Regions from separate parts of the Homo sapiens genome. Here region 2 is linked to region 1. A link is an interaction called in ENCODE POLR2A ChIA-PET data of the cell type or tissue named here. Cell type or tissue: Caco-2. All regions are shown on one strand.

Region 1 (2,500 bases):
ACTCAAAGATAGGCAAAGAGGGGAAATGGGAAAATGGAAAGGTTTAAAGTGGCAAGATGGTCTGAACCCTTTCTCCACACAAAGCATAGTTGGCACTGGTCCAGCTACTTCCGCACCCTGATGGAGACTGTAATTATCTTATTGAGTCTTCCCCACAGTTTTCCTACATCCCTTGTAATTCTGGAATGATGTAAAATGCTTGGTGGCCTTCGATCCCACACACACAGTAAAAAAGCTGGATTGCAAAAGAGATTTTGGACTTTTACCCCAGTTGGACATTATCAAAAGCTCTTCCCTAATCACCATCTTCAGTGGAGTGTCTGAGTTTGGTATCTAGGGGGTCAAGCAGACCTGGGCTGGAATGCCCACTCTGCTGCTTACTAGCTGGGAGACCTTGGTTCTCTTGGTTCCTCAAGCCTGTTTCTTCGGCTTTATATTGGAGCACATTAGTAGTACCTACCCTGCTGACATGTTATGGTGACATAATGAACTAACATATGTAATGTGCTTAACACAGAATATGAGCTGAGAGATGTTAGCAGTCATTGTCGTAGTTGTTCTTGTTGTTGTTACTGTTACCAAGCCACAGGGCTCTGACACTCCTGACACTCCTGTTTTCTCTTCTGTTAAACAGTCCTTTGCTCCCTGCTGAGCATGTCTTCAAAAGCTGGCTCTGTAACCGGAGCAGGAAGACCTAATACTTTAGGGAATCACCCACATCTGGCCTCCTGTTTACAGGACCTATAAAGCTTTGAGGCTAATACTGAACTGAAACAGCTGACAAAAATTCCATGACCCGCCCCCCGACTCCCCCGCACCCACCAAAGAAACCTCCCATTATGGGAAAAAAGAGAGCAGGGGAGATGAGGTCTGAGAAGAAATCAACGGAAGCCAGAAGAAGAACTGAAATGGGAAAACAGAAAAAAAGAAAAAGGGGAAAAAGAAAAAATGAACTCTTTCCTCTGGAATGAGGGCAAACCAACGAGGACATGATTTCATAAGGCAAACTTTCAATTGATTCATTCCCTTGTTCACCAAGTTGGACTGGTTTCCCAATACCTCACCTCCCCCACCCCTAGTCTGGGCCTGTGGGGAATGGAGGAGCTTCATCATCTGGCCCTCTGCTCCGCCCTTCAGTGCAGGGGGCCCTGTGCCTCTTCCCAAGAGGAGGAGGCGAGCTTGTGGCCTGAGTATTTACACAGGCCAAAGGGCTCCAGCACTAAAACCCAGCCCTGTCCTGGAAGCACACCCTCTCCTGGAAATAGGGAATTGTCTCTTGACTCCAAAACAGCTGGCTACCCTATTCCTGTGCATGCATTAGGGCTCAGGGAGGCTGGAAGGAGGGCTTCCGGAAACTTCACTCCGGAAAGGACCAAGTTGTTTTCCAATTAGTTCGTATTCATGACCGATTTCCTGCCGTCTGGTGGAACATACTGTTTAGTCTCCCAGACAGCCGCAGACCTGCCTCCACTAGGGACTGGGCCACTTAACTGGATGGAGATAGATTAGGAATGTTCTCTAGCTCAGCAGCTCCCTGTTAAAGTTCCTTCTGATTAGAGAAACAGGAAATTTATCCGAAGGACTCTGCCTTCTCTGTTCTCCAAACCAGGGCAAAGTGCTCACAAAACTGCTTTCATTTCCTCTTGCCTTTTAAGTCATCCCTCTCGGCCTTGGCATGCCACCCCCAGCAATGGTAATCCGGTAATCCGATGACAAAAAGGCCTGTGCCCTGTGGGCTAGTGGAAGCCTGAGTAATTGTTTTTTTTTGAGGACCATAAGCAGGGCTGTCACTAGGGGGAAGACACAGGTTCTGTTTTTGCCTCCTATCAGGGACCACAGTCCATTCTCAGAGATTAGTCCCCAGTGTCTTACCAAGACTCATGTGTTGCTTCAAGGAAATGGGTCATTTATAGTCCAGATTGACAGGATTGATGTATGGTCAGGTTCAATTTTTTTCTTTTAGATGGAGTCTTCCAGTGCTCGCAGTAACTGGCCACCACAACTATGAGCCTGCCCTCTATGCAACTGAGGTGCTGAGATTCACCCACAGTAGTTCTGCTGCCTTACAATGCAGGATTTCCCCCACTAAATATCCACCTGGCTCCCCACCCATGGAATGCCATGTCCTAAGGAAGTGACAAAGTTGGATGAGAGGGGGAAGGTTGGGAAGGAATTGAGTGAGAAATCAAGACACCATTTTGATATTGTCTTCCTTATTCTAGGTTCTGGCTACTATCCGGATGAAAGCTACAATGAAGTATATGCAGAGGAGGTCCCACAGGCTCCTGCCCTGGACTACCGAGGTAATCTACCCTGCTTCTCAAGCCCAGAAAATCTCTTTTCTGGCCTCAGACCTAGGCCCTTCCCTGAAGCATCCCCATCAGGCTTGGCTCACATGTGTCAAAACTGTAGCACAGGGAATCAGGGGCTGTGATTTCTCATCATGAACTTGGTTACTGACTTACTGTGTGACCTCACCTCTCCAGCCTGAAGGTTCTCC
Region 2 (2,500 bases), 520 kb after region 1:
TGCCTGGCTAAATGAGTTTTTGTAGAAACTGAGTCTGTGGCTCAGGCTGGTCTCAAACTCCTGGGATCAAACAATCCTCCCACCTCAGCTTCTCAAAGTGCTGGCATTACAGGCGTGTGCCACTATGCCTGGCCTTATAAAACTTTTAGATAAAACATAGGAGTATATCGTTGTGACATGGGGTGACATGGGGTTGGGCAGTGATATCTTAGCTATGGCAGCAAAGGCATACATAACAGAAAAAAATGAACTTTATCATAGTTAAAAACATTTGTGCTTCAAATGACACCATTAAGTGAGGTGGAAACAAAATGAGAGGAAATATTTGCAAATCATACCTGATAAAACTATTTTATTCCGAATATATAAATAAATAATGATGACCCAATTTAAAAACGGACCAAATATCTGAATATTTCTCCCCAGGAAGATATGCGAATGGATAATAAGAACATGGAACAATGCTGAACATTATGAGTCATTAGGTAAATTCAAATCAAAACCACAATGGTCTACAACTTCATACCCTGTAAGATAGACAGGCATAATAAGACAGACAATAACTAGTGTTGGGGGGATGCGGAGGAATTGAAATAGTCATGTATTGCTGGTTGGAACATAAATATTGCAGCCAGTTTGGAATAGAGTTTGGTAGTTACTCAAAATTTCAAACATAGAGTAGTCATATGAGCCTGCAATTCCACTGGGTGTATCCCCAAGAGAAATGAAAATATGTCTTCACAAAAGTTTGAACACAGATTGTTCATAGCAGCATTATTTTTAATAGCCAAAAGGTGAAACAATGCAAATGTCCAACTGATGAATGAGTAAAGTATGCTATACCCATTTCACAGAATACTGTTTGGCAGGAAAAAAAAAAACATATATTATGACATGGACAAACCTCAAAGACACTATGCTATATGAAATAATCCAATCACAAAACACATATTTTGTGGTTCTATTTACATGAAAATGTCCACAATATGTTAATGTATAAAGACAGAAAGAAGTAGTTGCCTAGGGCTGATCGGGATAGTTGGCAGGTAATGGGGAGTGACTCTTAACGGATAAGAGATTTCTTTTTGAGGTAATGAAAGTTTTAAACTATGTAAATATAAAAACCACTGAATTGTACATTTTAAATGGATAAATTGTTATGTAACATATCAATGTTTAAAAACTTATAAGGACTATTTTAAGTCCTTTGGAAATGGATGAGATGAGTAATCTTAAAGCTCTTATATTTGCATAGTGATCATCTTAATTGTATAATAATACATTTAGAAAAATTATACTCATAAAATCATTATTTGATTATCTTCTGTCTCTTACCCTGCCCTCTTCAAGTCTAGGAAGTTAGGAATATGCAAAGACAATTGTATATGATCATGTGCACCTATTAAGTAGTTGTAGGAATTTTTTTTTTTTTTTTTTTTTTTGAGGTGGAGTCTTGCTCTGTTGCCAGGCTGGAGTGCAGTGGTGCGATCTCGGCTCACTGCAACCTCCACATCCCGGGTTCAAGCGATTCTCCTGCCTCAGCCTCCCGAGTAGCTGAGACTACAGGCGTGCTCCACCATGCCCAGCTAATTTTTGTATTTTTAGTAGAGACGGGGTTTCACCATGTTGGCCAGGATGGTCTTGATCCCCTGACCTTGTGATCTGCCCTCCTCGGCCTCCCAAAGTGCTGGGATTATGGCGTGAGCCACCATGCCTGGCCTCTTTTTTTTTTTTTTTTTTTTTTCTGGAGGCGGGGTCTCACTCTGTCACCCAGGCTGGAGTGCAGTGGTGTGATCTCAACTCACTGCAGCTTCTACCTCCTGGGCTCAAGTGATCCTTCCACCTCAGCCTCTCAAGTAGCTGGGACTACAGGCATACAGAATTTCCACAGTTCTGAATGAGGATGCAACCAGAGTGATGATGTTTTAAATAGAATTAGGAAGCTTTCTTATGTGTTTAAATGGTAATTTATGTAGAAAAATGTATTAATCTATTTAAGCACAATCAGAAATGACAAAGATTACATTACAACGAATCCATAGAAATACAAAAGATCCTCAGAGACCATTATGAACACCTCTATGCACACGAACAAGAAAAGCTAGAGGAAATGGATAAATTACTGAAAACACAACCTCCCAAGATTGAATCCAGAAAGAAATTAAAACCCTGAAGAGACCAATATCAAGTTCAAAAATTGAATCTTATAAAAAACCTACCAATCAAAAAAAAACCTGGACCAGATAGATTCACAGCCAAATTCTATCAGACAAACGTCTAATATCCAGAATCTAAAAGGAACTTAACAAGCAAAAAACAACCCCATTAAAAATGGGCAAAAAACATGAACAGATGCTTCTCAAAAGAAGACATGCAAGTGGCCAGAAAACGTATGAAAAAATGCTCAACATCACTAGTCATCAGAGAAGTGCAGATCAAAACCACAATGAGATACCATGTCACACCAGTCAGAATGACTATTATAAAAAAGTCGAAAAAC

Evidence for each region. Peaks named below come from ENCODE experiments on the same cell type or tissue, not always from the same donor. Only the 100,000 strongest peaks of a DNase experiment are listed, where the experiment ranks them.
Region 2: POLR2A ChIA-PET joins it to region 1 with 11 read pairs; 2 of 35 experiments call an interaction of 5 or more read pairs at or near these places.

The regions. Positions count from the first base shown.
Region 1 is chrX:100,648,563-100,651,062 of GRCh38, forward strand. It overlaps SRPX2 (sushi repeat containing protein X-linked 2), which reads left to right. Exons shown (of 11, transcript NM_014467.3): 3 at 2,223-2,303. Among named protein-coding and RNA genes, the nearest start is that of SRPX2, 5.6 kb to the left of the region's middle. RefSeq lists a silencer at 1,290-1,584. In Caco-2, no CTCF peak of the experiment used is centred here; DNase peaks (open chromatin) are centred at 739 and 1,129.
Region 2 is chrX:101,171,593-101,174,092 of GRCh38, forward strand. It overlaps a transcript of CENPI not described here. Among named protein-coding and RNA genes, the nearest start is that of DRP2, 47 kb to the right of the region's middle. In Caco-2, no CTCF peak of the experiment used is centred here; no DNase peak of the experiment used is centred here.